2 separate regions of the Homo sapiens genome follow, and region 2 is linked to region 1. Evidence: chromatin loops called from intact Hi-C (ENCODE). Cell type or tissue: gastrocnemius medialis. All regions are shown on one strand.

Region 1 (8,000 bases):
CCCACCTAGCAGTGGACACCATCATCATTTGGCTGCTGAACTGTTCTGCCATGTAAGGCCAAAGGTCAATCCCTTGGCTTAATCAAATCCTTTCCTATGAAAGAAATATGCCCCACAAATAAATGCCAAATATATCTAATACGCTATGAGGATGTGAAGGAAAACAGCACTTACAGACTATAAAAATGACCAATGACATGTTGCAGTAAAATAACTTATGCAAAGGATTTTAACGTTCCAGTGCTTGGAGACTCTCCGAGCTGCCAAAAAGCCCTTTTTTAAATTCCAAAAACCTCTTTATCATTTGCTCCAAAACGGAGCAGGCCTTGCTTCAGGTTAATAGATTATTTTTGAAATGTAGAAGTAGTAATAATAATAGTGGTAGTAGTACTTGATACCATTTTCTGAGTGCCTATCATGTTTTAGGTAAGCAAGAACTGGGTTCACACTCTGGTGGTCACCAGGTCTGTGGCCTCGGCTCAGTGGCTTAACCACTCAGGTTTCCTCATTTGTACCATGAGGATATAAATAATACCTCCTCCCAGAGCTGTTTTCAGTCTCTGCTGGCCCATTGCTCTGCTCTACAGATGAAGTCACACCCTCGCAATCATGGTTCTCACTGGATGCTCAATGTTTGTAGAGGTTTTAAGTGGTTTCATTGATTTCATTAAACAACATTGCTGGATTTAACAGAACAAATATCCTGTAATTATGTTAGCTAATATCTTTTTTGGATACAGTGGTCAAGTTTCAGAGGACACGTTGGACCTATGAGTCATACTATAATGAGAAACACCTGGTATCCTTAGGTATTCTATGTCAACCCCTAGTTTGGCTCAAATTCAGATCACTGCCCTTTGAGATTTTGTCTAGTCCAGGGGTCAGCATATCTGGCTAGCATCTTGTTTTTGCAAATAAAGTCTGTTTATATATAGTCAATGGCTGTTTGTGTGCTACAACAGCAGAGCTGAATAGTTGCAACAGAAATAGTGCAGTCCATGAAGCTTAAAATATTTACTATCTGACCATTTACAAAAATGTCTGCCAATCCCTCCCTGGTCTAGTCTGCTGTTTGCCAGTACACATCACAAAAGAACTTGTTTGAACTTCAGAGGTAAGAAGAGCAAGCTCTTTAGGGTAACTCATCCCCTTACTGGTTTGCATGTGGACGCCAGTGCCTTCTGCACAGTGGGAAGTGTGATTTGAACTAGTGCCTCTTGAAATATCTTCTTTCGGATGGTGCTGCTGTCATAATCATATTGCTGTCAATAAAGAAACATATGTTAAATAGTAACATTACAATCTGTTGACTTATGTTTACTCAAAAAACTCAGCCACCCACTTCACCTCTCTTTTCCTCCTAATGTCTGAGAACTCTTGTATTTCCAAGGCCTCAGAGATCTTTCCATGTAATTCCCTCACACTGCAGGCACAGGTTATAACTGATAATGACCCATCTCACTCTTACCTTTTACAGGTATGGAAACTGAGGCAAGATCAAAACAGAATGGTGAGTTCTGCATTATAAAGAAGTTGGGGATAGAACTGGGGGGTGAGTTTGTATTTTATTACTCCTGTCCCAGGTAGGTCCATGGAAACCATGATCATCTATTACTCCACATCTTCAAACCAGGGTCAGTGGGTTGTAATGATTTGAACAAGGGAAGAGAAGGCCTGGCTAGTGGCTCCATTAACACTGTGACATGTTAACCAAAGAAGTTCAGTATCCAGAACAAGAAAGATGACGATTCTGTCTGTTCTGCATTGGACATCCCAACATGGAGACCAGGATTTAATTGTGGATCTCACTTCAAGGGGATCACAGATAAATAAGAGTATAGTCATAGGCAGCGAGAAGAATGGTCAGGCCAAGTGAAGAATAGTTAAAGAGATGAAGGTGTTTATACTGGAGATAATAAGTTAGGGCAAGTTATAACTCTATTCAAACAACCAAAGGCTGCCACGTGGAAGAAGGTTATGAATGAAGGGGGTAGAACTGGAATAACCAGTGGTGAGAACTTTGGCCTAACATGAGAAAGCATGTTCTTGCTGTCAAGAACTAAAATGGGCTATCCTGAGAGGTAGAAAGTATCCTGCCAGTGCAGGTGTCGGAGCACTAGTGGGACCACCCCTTGAGGGAACCTGCTGAACACTGAATATGAAGTTGAACTAAAGGCACTCAAAATCTCTTTGAAACCTGAGGTCCTAATATTTCAACACCTTTCTACATTTTTTCTTCCTTTCTTTCTGTACGCTAAAGCATTTGACACTGACACTATCTTTTTTTTTTTAGTTGCATTGCAATTTCATCATTATGTGTGTTATCATGAGCAATATTGGTGTTTTTTTTTTTGTTTTTTTGTTTTTTGTTTTTTGAGATAGAGTCTCACTCTGCCACCCAGAGCTGGAGTATAGTGGCACAATCTCCGCTCACTGCAAGCTCCACCTCCCAGGTTCACGCCATTCTCCTGTCTCAGCCTCCCGAGTAGCTAGGACTACAGGTGCCCACCACCACACCCGGCTAGTTTTTTGTATTTTTAGTAGAGACGGGGTTTCACCGTGTTAGCCAGGATGGTCTCGATCTCCTGACCTCGTGATCTGCCCGCCTCGGCCTCCCAAAGTGCTGGGATTACAGGCGTGAGCCACTGTGCCCGGCCCCAATATTGTTTTTAATATCAATGATTTAGTTGCTAGAGTTTCCTCTTGCCTGTGAGGCATCAAGATCAAGTCTGAAATTCAGAGACCACCCCTAGGCTCTGTGGGACTTTGATCTTCTGTTCCAAGGCAATGTTTAGGGGAACTAGAAGGCAGTAAAAAAAATTAGTGGACTAGGTGTATGATCGTTTATCCTTAAGCTCACCATTGATCAGCCTGTTGAGCTTAATTAAGTCACATTAGCTTTTACAGAATCAGTTCCTCATCTGTACAATGGGGGAATATTCTAGTTAATGCACAAGTTCTTGTGGGGATCAGGTAAGAGGCTTTAAAATATAACATATATGTGAAAGCTCCTATTATTAAAACTATTTTAATAAACACTCTGAAGTACATTTAAAACAATTTCATATGGTAGATTTCTTTTCTTTGGAGTATTTCCTTTGCCATGAGGTTCTGATTTTTCAAAATCAATAAATTATTCGCCAGTTTAATGGATTTTACTATATTGTAACCTCTTTGAAGAAAGAGGCTGTGCCTTGCCTACTTTTACATCCCATGCAGTGCTTATAGTGGACAGCTAATACGTGTTTGTCGAGTTGGATCTCTATGAAGGCTGGGACGCGGGGCCTGTAGCTGTGGGTAATGATGCTGAGGACCAGCAGTGGCCGCTAGATGGCAGAAGAGGCATGGAAGTCACACTGGAGAAACTGCAGCGGACTGACAGTCACTGGACTTGGGAGAGAAAGGAGTGGGGAAAGATTAGAGCCAAGGAGAGAACTTGGTATTTTCCACTTTACAAAAGAAACAGGGGTCACGTTCTCTTTTTATGCTTCCCACAAACAAGAGAACGGTTTTACCTTTAAGACTCGGAGTTTAACCTTCTCAATGGCAACTGCAGTTTTGGAGGCCTCTCCTTGGAGATGTGGGGAAAGCAACTGCTCAAAAGTGAACACTGCATTCTCCATTAGCTAGAAACCAGAAGCGACACAGAAACAGACAACAGTCAGGGGCTGGGATCACCACCCACAGGCCTGGCTAAGTGGGACTGCAGAGTAGGGGCCATCAGAGATGAGTCCCCTCGGCTGCTATTCGGTGGGGGTACCCAAGGCAACATCACCCCATCACCAGGGCTGTGAAACAAATGGTCACGTGGTCACAGTGGGAGCAGGAAGAAGTTGGAAAACCCAAGGCCATGGGACTGAGCAAGCATTCTGTCATCTCCCGTGGGCACTCCTATTCTTTGATACCTGCAGCCACTGATTAAGGGATGAGGCTGGAGCCTTCTTCAACTAGTTTTTGGTGGCACCTCCACTTTAAGTAGATGTAAACCGCTCCACAGCTTATCTCTCCCTCTCTCTGCAGGGCTGGGAAGAGAGGCAGGGTCAGGGATGGGTGGGGACAGTGGCTGACATGTTCATGGGTCAGAAAGCAGAAGTAGTTCAGGTATCTTATTCTCTGCACCTTTGCCTGTGTTCCCGTCACCAGGGTCCAGTATTACGAAAGAGACTTCTGCTAAACTGTTGCCCAATTTTGTTCCTCGTTCCTCTTTCATCCCTCACAACTCAAGGGTTAGTTAGCTAAAATGTATCACTTAATCCTGCCCATAACCTTTATGAAAAAAAAAGTTCTCCTTTCTTCCCCAAGCCCGTGGTCCCAAAGCATCCAATATATACCTTTTTTTTTTTTTTTTTTTTTGAGACACGGTTTCACTTTGTCATCCAGGCTGGAGTAGTGCAGTGGCACACTCTTGGTTCACTGCAACCTCTGCCTCCAGGGTTCAAGCGAGTCTCGTGCTTCAGCCTCCAAGTAGCTGGGACTACAGGTGTGCACCACCATGCCCAGCTAATTTTTTTGTATTTTTAGTAGAGATGGGGTTTCACCATGTTGGCCAGGCTGGTCTTAAACTCCTGACTTCAAGTGATCCACCCGCCTCGGTCTCCCAAAATGCTGGGATTACAGGCGTGAGCCACTGTGCCTGGCCACAATATATACCTTTATCATACCTTCAACATTGTAGTGAATTTATCTAAGAATTTGTCTCACTCAAGCTCCCTGAAGTGGGATCTGGTACAGTGTCCGGCCCACAGTAATCTCTCCTCAGAATATCTGTGTGAAATGGCATGGTGTCCTTTAGAGCTTTGGTGACCGTACCCCTTATTCATTTAGGAAACACTATAATACGGAAGGAGTTTGTGCTATTCATTCCTGTTACTGGGGAAAAGGTTCCTTATGAAAAAAAAAAAAAAGAAACCTGTCAAGTAGACTCAAGAAATTCAAATATGAAGCTGTGATTGATTGATTGGTTTACTCTTAATTACGTTAGGGAATTAATTTAAGCCAGTGGCTCTCAATCCTGGCTGCATATTAGAAACAGTAGGAATCAGGGTAGGGAAGTTCTATCAAAAAGTAGCCATATAGGCTGGGTGTGGTGGCTTATGCCTGTAATCCCAGCACTTTGGGAGGCCGAGGTGGGCAGTTCACTTGAGGTCAAGAGTTTGAGACCAGCCTGGCCAACACAGTAAAAACCCCATCTCTACTAAAAATACAAAAATTAGCCAGACATGGTGGCACATGCCTGTAGTCCCAGCTACTCAGGAAGTTGAGGCAAGACAATCACTTGAACCCGGGAGGCAAAGGTTGCATGCAGTGAGCCAAGATCATGCCACTGCACGCCAGCCTGGACATCAGTATTTCCCCCAGGTGATTCCAATGTGTAGCCAAGGTTACAGCACTGATTTGACAAATCAAGTAGTTATCAATTAATGCTACTTTATTTTTCTGAGCTATGTCTTGTCTATGATGTTCATCCACATGGATGGAAGATGAAGCCAGTGGAGGGACAGAACGTGTCCTCCCGCAACATGATGGCTAAAGAGACGCGACGTATTTCCCTGAGCTACACTAGCAGCTGGTCTCACTGGCCAGCACCCATTTCTCTGCTCTCTCTTTACCCTCATCCACCACGGATGCCCCTGCCACACCCACCTCCTGCATGTAGTTCTGTGTCCTCTGAACCACCAGATCAATGTGGGGGAATCTGAAGCGGCTCTTGAGATCCTGCAGGCGCTCGTGAAGCAGGTTGACTTTAGTATAACAAGGTTCCATCTTCACGGAATGCAGCGGAAGATTCATAAGCCGGTCTAGATGCTGCATTTTGGTGAAGGGAAACATTAAACACCCTCAGAATGAGGAGCGGTATTGCATATATATTGCATATTACATACATTCTAAGCAATCAAATGCAAGTTGTTAAAGTGAATCACTACTTGGATCCCTACATCTGTGACACCTTCAACTGTCTTATTTTCCTCCTGCAGTGGGTTCCTAGGGTAGCTGTAATGCTAGGACAGAAACCAGCAGAAACACCAACTGGATGAGAGGAAGACCCAGCGGTGCACCCACGGGGACTCCAGTCTTTGTAAGCTGTTGATGGACTCTAATCTCCCACTTCCAGAGCTCAAGAACCAGACAGGTAGGCTCTGATACGTGGTTGCTGCTGGGCCCCCAGGCTTCCAAAATCTTCTTTAGTGAGTGACACTCCTCTCAAAAAACGCCAGGGAGGTCAGGATGCTCCCTGGACTCCTGGACTTTGGAAGGGAAGCCAGAGTTCCTCACAATTCTATGAGGATCTGCCAGGGCCCACAGGGCTTCTCTCTGCTATAGGTTGCTTTAGGTGCTAGTGGATGGGAAGTGGATAGGCAGAGCCCTGTACTGGGAGAGGTATCCAGTTTGAAGAACTGGGGTCCCTCCTACTCTAGTTTGCACTCAGTCAATGAGGCCATTGGGCTTCCAGCATCATACCTCACCTGCTAAAGCCCTAAAGTGTTATCAACAAATGTTGTTGCAACAGAATGCATTCTGTTTTCCAAGCTTAGTTTAAAATCATTTTTTAAAGGAAATACTGGAGGTTTAAAATAAACAGGGGAATGGGTGGAGCAGAAGAAGGCAGAAAGAAAGGTTCTGAAAATGGAGGCTCTAGAGAGAACTGGGGAGTGAGGCAGGTTACATATGAATAATATAAGATGCACTGTCCGACTTTCAGCTCACGCAGAAGAGATAATCTAGATTTCTAGATTTCTCTAAACAGGAATTTTAAGAGGGCCCACTCTCATTATGCTTTAAAGGGAAAATACTGCTCCCTTTATGAAGTGAGTTATGGAGAGGTCCACTGAAGTGAAGTAAGGATCAAAAGCATGCTGTGGAACTTGCAGCTCCTCACCAAATGGAATGTGTCTATTTTTAAAAAATATCAATTAAGCAGACAGAAGAGGAAAAATGGGTTCCCACTTTGCTCCTATCAGATTGGCAAAAGTTTAATCAAATGATAACACCTATAGCTGATAGCAGTATGGGGGAGAAAGCCCTTATCATACACAATTAGTGGAAATGTAAAATTTAAATCCTTTTTTTTGAAATGCAATGGAAACATTTTTTAACATGAGAAATGTACTTTCAACCTGGCTATCTTGTCTTAGGAGAATATACTATAGAAATAAATACATCAGGGTATATGTGTGTGTATATATATATATACACATATATATGTGTGTGTGTATATATATATACACATATATATGTGTGTGTGTATATATATATACATATATATGTGTATACATAAAAATATTAATTTATTATGCTTTATTCATAATGCCAGCAATATTGAGATGAATGAATAAATCATGGTGTATCCATACATGAAACATCATGCAGCCATTACAAAGAAAGATTTAGAGCTAAAACAGTTACCTTGGAAACAGTTTCATGGGGTATTTTTGGAAGAGAAACTGATAAGCAGAGTAATGTATAAAATATAATCCCATTTTTCTTAAAGCAGACAATCTAAAGTCTAGCCTCTAAGGGTGTGTTTTATGTGCTAGATAAGAATGGGGAAAATACAGAATGGCATATGCTAAGTTGTTAACACGAGTTGCTTGAGGGGAGGAGGTGGCATTGGGGAAGGGGAAGAGTGAAGACAAGTAAAACAAAACAGGCTGCAATAAGAAACCCCAAAACATTTCTAAAATGATCCTGTTAATGCACAATTATATATGTGTATATATGCATAAAGAATAAAGGAAAAGAAATAGAGACATCTGGTTTTATCTACTGACTTGTAAGGATGTTCATCATGATATGTCAAGTATAAAACCAAGCTGCCAATTTATATCTTTTTCAGTGATTCTTAAACTGTAGGGTACACCAGAACCTCTGGAGGTCTTGTTAAAACAGACTCCTGGGCACTACCCCTAGATTTTCTGATTTAGTAGATCATTGGTGGGGCCCGAGAATTTGCATTTTTAACAACCAGGTGATGATGACACTGCTGGTCTGGGGACCATACT
Region 2 (8,000 bases), 85 kb after region 1:
TTTCTCCTCCCTATTATCTGGAATGAGAATGCTATGGTAGGAGCTCAGCAGCCACCCTGGACCCTGCCAAAAGGGGCCACAACCTAGAAATAAAGGGGGAGAAAGCAAGAAAGAGCCTGAGCTTCAGACAAATTTAGTCCACACCAGCCCTGAACTAATATCGAAATATCTTTAGTGAGATAATAAAACTTTGAGTTTTTTATTGTATGCAGTAAATGAGATTCTAACCAGTAAAATGCCAAACAAGTGAATTACTTTAACAAAACACGGGGGCATTTTTTTCTGTATCAACTTAGCTGAACACTCTGTAAAGAATACACTTATTGGCCAGGCATGGTGGCTTATGCCTATAATCCCAGCACTTTGGGAGGCCAAGGCAGGAGGGTCACTTGAGCTCAGGAGTTGAAGACCAACTTGGGTAACAGAGTGAGACCATTGTCTCTGCAGTTCTTTGTTTGTTTTTTTGCTTGTTTTGTTTTTCTGGGCATAGTGGCATGTAGCTGTGGTCCCAGCAACTCGAGAGTCTGAGGTGGGAGGATTACTTGAGCCCAGGAGGTCGAGGCTACAGTGAGCCATGATCACATCACTGCATTCCAGCCTGGGCAACAGAGTGAGACTCTGTCTCAAAAGAAAAAAGAAAAAGAAATGCACTTATTCATAAGCCTCTAGTGCTTTTTCCAAGAAATGCACTTATTCATAAGCATCCCATCTTTATTATGCCTTTATTCTTTCTGGTAGAAATAATATCACAGAGTCAGTCTTCTTGACTGACATGGTTCTATCAAACAATCCTCCTTGCCCTCTCCAAGAATGTCATAATTTTGTACAAGCAACCAAAAGCAACATTGATCCTTTGCATTTAAAAAGCCTCAACAAACCCATAAAATTCATTCCTTTTAGCCTCTAGTTATCTCTCAACCTTTTACAACAATTTTCCAGATGCCATCAGTGAATTTTTTCTGAGTTACAAGAATATCACAACTGATCTACTGTAGAATATTCTATTTTAAAAGTCAGAAGGTCACAACACACAATTTTAAAAAGTCATTAAAATGCCCCAATCTGAAGCCTTGGGCCAACTGGGATTAATCACACAGGACTTGTGTTTTTTAGTCCTTTTCATTCCCTCCAATATGATTACAGCAATAAATCAATAAACATATTGTCTCTTCTGGCTGATTTCATTGGAAAGTTTTAGAGAGATTTGGATGAGTCAACATGTTGGTATTCCCATTTCTAGCTGCAGCTCCACTGCCAAGGGCATATAAGTAGATGTAAAAGAAAATATAATAATATGCATAGTGCACATAAAGTGTTGTTTTAGCATGAATTACTTAGTAATAATTTGTTAATCTTAGTTTATGGTCCATGTACCAATCCTGTAATTGTGTTATTAAAAACACTATGTTAAGCACTCAGCACCGAAATAACAATTGATAAAATGATTATGTTTTTCTCCATAAATTCTAATGAAATTATTATGTCCGTTAATAAGAACCAGGGCTCTCTTCAAGAACCAAGTAATTACTATGTAGTATGATTTATGCAAAGCCAAATGGAGTTATTACATTATCCACACTTCATGAATCTCTATGAATTGCCTTATTTAGTCTATATATTATCCATCATTTCTCCACATGTAAAAAGTGGAATGAATGAGAATCAAAGAAGGTTAGACCTAGAAAGACCCTTCTAGGTTTTTAAGTTCAAAGCCCTGTTTTTGAGTTGGAGAAACAGAAACCAGAGCTGTTCAGCAGCCGGCTAAGCTAAAGCATTTGGTAAGTGGCACAGCCAGAACTAGATAAAAATCCAATCTCCCAATTATCTTTCCATGGCAGCATCCCAGCTTTATTTATAGATATGCAAATTAATGCAATGCTTTTTTTTTTCACAGTAGCTATGAGTTACTGTAACACTTATTAAAAGGTTTTTTGTCTATTTAGGGTATTTAGTTGCATATCATCCTAAAATTAGAAAAATAGTATTCCCTGACAGGTCCAGGCTTGCTTACTAGAAGATGGGATTGTATATTTCATGGACTGGGCCCTACCTGTTTATTTCTGCTGCCTTGTGGAGTGCTATCAAAGCCTGCAATATATTCCAAAAGCTTCAAGATACCTGGCTGACAGCACATTTTCCATGTGCTAGAAACACAGAGACTGACTGTGTATTATTGAATGGGATTAGAAATAATGGAAGTGGTAAAATGTTTTCCTCAACTAGAGAAATCACATCTTCCACTTGTCTATGGGACATGAGTGACTAGCCCAGGGTTTCTCAACCTTGGCACTACTGATACTTTGTACCAGATAACTCTTCCTTGTTAGGGTCTGTCCTGTGCATGGTAGGATGTTTTGTAGCATCCCTGGCCTCTATTCACTAAATGCCATAGCACCCCGATTCCAATTGTGACAAACAAAAATGTCTCCAGATGCTGCCAAATGTCCCTGGAGGGAAATCCCTCTCCTTCACAGAGAAACACTGCTCCAGCTAAACAAAGAAGCTTAGTCATTTTGCCTTGGAAAAGAATGATCAGCAACTCACCAAGAGGGTCTGGGAAATGCCTGTCAGACAACAGATTATATTCATCTTCTGAGGTTAACACCTTGCCACCGGCTGGAAGAATTCGACATTTAGGAGCAGCTCCTCTCTGATAGGCCTGGGGAGGGAAAGGCACACAGGAATGATATCTTTTTCCCCATTTGATTTTTGGAAAATATCAGGGATATAACAAATAGACAGATTCAGACATTCAGAGATAGCAATCCCCATACTATGTTATTGAGTTATAGTCATTTACTCAAAAAATATGTTTTGAATACCTGCTAATGGCAAGGTAATATTTTAATACTTTCATGTGACAGTCACAACATGGTAAATCAGAGTCCCTAATCTCAGGGAGATTTACCCTAGGTATGTTCTCGAATGTGGAAAACATAATCTCAGTAACCCTGAAAGTCTGCACCACATTTGCCATTTCAGATGCTAACAACTAAATCATTCTGATAATAACCACAAAGGTGACGATCACACAAATACTGCACAGAATGCTTGGTGACTGATGTGGGCCACATAGGATGACTAATGAGACTGTGGAACACGTAGCTGCAATGATAGTTACCATGGATTTTCATCAAAACATGAAAATGTTGGCATAAAATATGCCACTATTTTGCCCTCAGATGTGAAACTGTTTTGCAGCAAAATGGTTGAGATGGAAGTACAGCACTGTGACATCAGAACAAATGCTGGCCAGCAGACAAGAAGCTCTGCTATTTGAGACACAGAAAAGAGGCACAGGGCATTGCCAAAGCAGTTTGGTAAGCACCTATGCCCACAAGGACATGCAGATAAGATAACATTTAAGTATGTGCATCTGACGGGAGGGCTTAAGTCAAGGCAAAATTCTGAAACTAGTAATCTAAAGGCAAGTTGAGAATTGAAACTAAGAAAGTTTGAGACCCAAAATCTAGAATTTACTCTTGGAAATGACTAAATAATGTTGATCTGACCAACATAATCAGAGTAACGATAACACGTTCTGCAGCAATAAGATAGTGAAGAGATCCAAATGAAACAAACTCTCAGATATCTAAATTACTTGTAACAACGACTAATCAACTGCTTAAGCATGTGAGGGAACCAGAATATACCCACTAACACAGAATTCTGGCAGCCTGACCTATTCATCCTAAGAAAGACGATTGGAGGACTCTTCTGAATAAATGATTAACCCAGGAAGGAGGATCTATACATAATTGAGGGCTCCCCATGAAATAATACCTTACAGCTCTAAGAACTCCCACAGAGCTACATTATAGTGAAACAATAATGTTGAGAGAAGAATCTAAACTTGTATGATATTAAGAAGATTTACAAGCAATTTGATTTAGACTGGACTCAAAAGTGAATTGTATTACTAGTTATAACAGGCCCCAATATTGGCTTTTATAAGCATTATACCACTTAATCCTCAAAACAGTACTATGCATTACATGTTATCTCCATTTTTCAAATGGGAAACATGAAGCTCAAAGAGACTGAATAACTTGCCCATGGCCCAGCAGTGAGTAGGTGACACATCCAGGATTTATATTCATGCCTGTCCAGCCCCAGTGCACACAAAATAGAAACTGATTATCAAGTGAGAATGTTTTACTTTTCCTGTTTAATTGCCAGCCAGAATTGGACTCTAAATAAAATAATAGATGACTTACAGGTACTTAATGCATAATTCTTAGATATAATTTTATAAGATACTTCCATAAATTAAAAAAAGAAGATATTATTAAAACTTCAAGAAATTATGACAAACTGCGTGGACTTTAAAAGAATTCCAAGTTTCAAAAAACACTTGGTTATTACCAAATTAAGTCACCATATCTTAACAATTTGAACAGGTTCAGTTAAAAACGATGAACAAAGAAAAAGCAGTGCAATGTACAAACTGCAAGCTGAGAGAGCAAGCTGAAATAAGTGAAAAGAGGAAAAACACCAACATTTGATTCAAAATGAAACCTCAGTTAGTGTTAAATGCAGTGAAAAACTTTAATAAATCCAAGAACAAGATCTAGGGCTGTTTCTTCCCAATGGGTTAGTAGTAATCATACCAGCAACTGCTCCACACCCAGCTCTAGCTTTACCACAGGCCCAGCCATATGCTAAATGCTTCCGTACATTCATTCACTTACTCCTCTCAACACCATGGCAAAGAAATCACGCAGATCTCATTTTACAGATGAGAAAACTGAGGCTCAAGATTTATAGCTTAGGCAAGGGCGCCTATCTAGTAAGTGGTAAAGGTATGAGTCAAAGCCCATAGTATGAACCATATTATGCTACACTGTCCCTCCTCAAGCTCCTCTGAAAGGACGTTGTAATGAGTCATACAAAACATAAGGTGTCTTGTTATTATCATCACTATTTGTAGTGTATTGATACTTTGTTGCTGAGTACAAATTAAGTGTTGAATAAAATCCTAATATTGATAAGCAGAGAAAATATTAGCTTAATAAATGTTGAAAAGAGTAAGTCTACCCAAGAGAGCACTTGAGCTTTGCCTGGTAGCCTGTGAAATAAGTTTGTAGTATATTTTATTTCTATTTTCCATCAGAAATGGGAAGGAAACAGATTGGTCTGTCAGTCTGAAGCCTCTTCCTAGCATCAGGTGTAGTCCTCACAGTGCTCTGTGAAGACTATCTTGACTACTCTTTTTTTATTTTTTTTGAGATAGAGTCTCACTCTGTCACCCAGGCTGGAGTGCATTGGGGTGATCTCAGCTCACTGCAACCTCAACCTCCCGAGTTCAAGTGATTCTCCTGCCTCACCCTCTTGAGTATCTGAGACTACAGGCATGCACCAGCATGCCCAGCTAATTTTTGTATTTTTAGTAGAGATGAGGTTTCATCATGTTGGCCATGCTGGTCTCTAACTCCTGACCTCGGGTGATCCACCTGCCTTGGCCTCCCAAAGTGCTGGGATTACAGGCATGAGCTACTGCACCTCGCCATCTTGACTATTCTTGAGCTTAGAGGCCAGAGAGCAGAGTTTTAAATCTGTTACTGTCGTTCACTGATAAATAGTAGCTGTTCATTTCAAAGGGAGCTTGAGGGTCTATGCAGACTAAAAAATGTGTACAGTATGAGATCTGGGAGGATAGTGGGATCATTTGACCTAACTGTTTAGCTTAATTGAGGACTGAAGGCAAGAAGTCACTTGTCAACAGGTTCATTTCTAGTTAATGGCACAACTTGACCTAACCTTTAGTTTGCCAAATTCACTGCCTGCTATTCTTTCCCCTATACCACACTACCTTCCTACATAAGGAAAGAAATGGGAACCAATAAAAACTAAAGTCCTCCCAGGGGCTGAATGCTTTACACCCATTATCTCACTTTCTCCACATTTTACAGACAAGGAAAATAGTGAAATAACCAGAAAAAAGTTAAATGAAAAAAAAATACCTCCATGGAAATAAAGTATGTGAGGCATTCTGAATTCCTAGGAACCCAGGAAAACCCAGGCAGATTCAAATTTAATAGCAACCTATGAAATAACTCCTGAGCCACCTGTCATGCACAGGGCTTCAGAGTGGGAAGACAGAGACATAGAGCAGAGATGTCAGGATGGTGGCTGAGAAAGACCTCAAGGCTGAATGATCATAGGAAAGGCTCCCATGCCAAATACTGGTCCTTCTGTCTTCATACTCACTTGCAATCACTTGTTCAAAGTCTATCTTGCCACTAGACGGCAAGCATCTGTCTTATCAACTGCTGTATACCCAGAACCTTGTATAACACTTGGTATGCAGTAGGCATTCAATCAGTATCTGTTAGCTGAAATAGATACCTACATGAATGAGTGCTTATTGAATGAATCAGTCTCTATTTTTGTACCAGTACCATGCTGATTTTGTTAGTATAGCCTTGTAGGAAGGAGAGGGCACACCAATCAACCGAGCCAAACTTTTAAGAACAGTGTAAGAATCAGTAGTAACAAAGAAGTGTCTTACCTCTTTATTCTCATAGCTCTCCACAGCATAATCATTTTTAACTACAACGTATCTCTCCTTCCACTTCTTTATGTCTTCAGAAAATTGTGATAGCTCTGCTTCATACAAAATAGTTCCAGGCGCCAATGGTGGCTTAAAGAAGATGAATACAATTAACTATCACAACAAAAGATAACACACCTTGTTACCACAAAGTTATCCATGCTATTTCAAGGAATAGTTTAGGAAACTATCTTCCACTGAGATCCTGGGGAAACTGTTGCTTCCTCCTCTCCCCCCACAATTTCCCTTTCCTACTCCACTTGACCCAATGTAAATATTTGTCTTATTGGTATTTTTATGATTTTCATTTCCCTCTATTATGCTATAGGAACAGAAGCATATGGTAGAAGGAATTATAGTAATAAGGTTATTATGCCTTGCATGCATGTGGCACTCAATAAATGCTTGATAAACTCTATGGGAGAGAGGGAGTGAGGCAGGAAAGTGTAAGTGTGGATACCTACCTGGACACCCTGAACATGACTCAGGGTTAATCCCCGCAAAGCGGGAGAATTAACAGACCGTTCCCCTATCCATTACACCTGCCGATGCTGCCTCCAATTCTCAATGGTTTTCCTAAACCCAAAGCCATGGGGACCCCTCTCCATGCTACTCAAGGAGATCATGTTTGCTATTTGGTTAAAGAACAAGCAGGTATCAAGCCAGAACACCTGAGTTCCACCGCTTCTACTGAAAAGTTTGAGGATTTCTTATTAACTGTGGTGATATATGTGCTGTGCGGGCATTTCCATTAGATTCCTAGTTACATCTTCCATTGGATTAACTGTGTAAGGATAATTCCCATCCGGCTTCATTGTGTAATTTTCATATTATTTCAAAATATACAAATGGGCCTCTTTTCTTTTACATGTCACTGAGTTTACATCTATTTTCCCTTTATTAAAAAATCATAGTGCCTTCAGAAACTTACCCCTCTACTTTCAAGTAAAATTTTAAATGAGCTATACAGAAAAAAAATAGATATGCCAATCTCTTTTAAGAATAATCTAAGGGATGAAACAAATTCCCTTCCAAATTCCAGTGCTTAATGAGGCAAGATAGGAGACAGATAATGCGGCAGTCCCCTATCTTGCCTCATTAAAAGGTAAGAGAGAATCTCTTCTCTTTAAATGAAACTGAAACCATGGCATAAGCTGAACTTCATAGTTCTTATGTGCAGCTTTTCTTAAAACCTGGACCACTTAATCAACTGATAAGCTTGTTAAAAATGGGGCCTCACGATAGACTTACTATATCAGAATCTCTGGAGCTGTGGGCCATAATGTGCATTTTAACAAGCTCCCTAAATTTTGAGATCACTGTTTTATGAGGGAAAGCAATCACTTATCCCTATGTACTCATGCTGCTAAATATATTGGTTAACTTCTCAGCATTATGTGACTCACTTATCACTTATTCTCTCTTGAAACCCCTTCTTTTTTATTTT

Evidence for each region. Peaks named below come from ENCODE experiments on the same cell type or tissue, not always from the same donor. Only the 100,000 strongest peaks of a DNase experiment are listed, where the experiment ranks them.
Region 2: a loop joins it to region 1, with 5 times the contacts of the local background. A loop is called at or near these places in 5 of 110 quality-filtered maps.

The regions. Positions count from the first base shown.
Region 1 is chr1:184,802,431-184,810,430 of GRCh38, forward strand. It overlaps NIBAN1 (niban apoptosis regulator 1), which reads right to left. Exons shown (of 14, transcript NM_052966.4): 10 at 5,644-5,805; 11 at 3,516-3,626; 12 at 1,155-1,262. Among named protein-coding and RNA genes, the nearest start is that of EDEM3, 52 kb to the left of the region's middle. In gastrocnemius medialis, a CTCF peak has its summit at 3,336 (motif pointing right); DNase peaks (open chromatin) are centred at 501, 832, 3,331 and 4,081; H3K27ac peaks cover 5,311 bases.
Region 2 is chr1:184,887,564-184,895,563 of GRCh38, forward strand. It overlaps NIBAN1 (niban apoptosis regulator 1), which reads right to left. Exons shown (of 14, transcript NM_052966.4): 3 at 6,512-6,643; 4 at 2,545-2,659. Among named protein-coding and RNA genes, the nearest start is that of NIBAN1, 83 kb to the right of the region's middle. In gastrocnemius medialis, no CTCF peak of the experiment used is centred here; a DNase peak (open chromatin) is centred at 3,278; H3K27ac peaks cover 2,009 bases.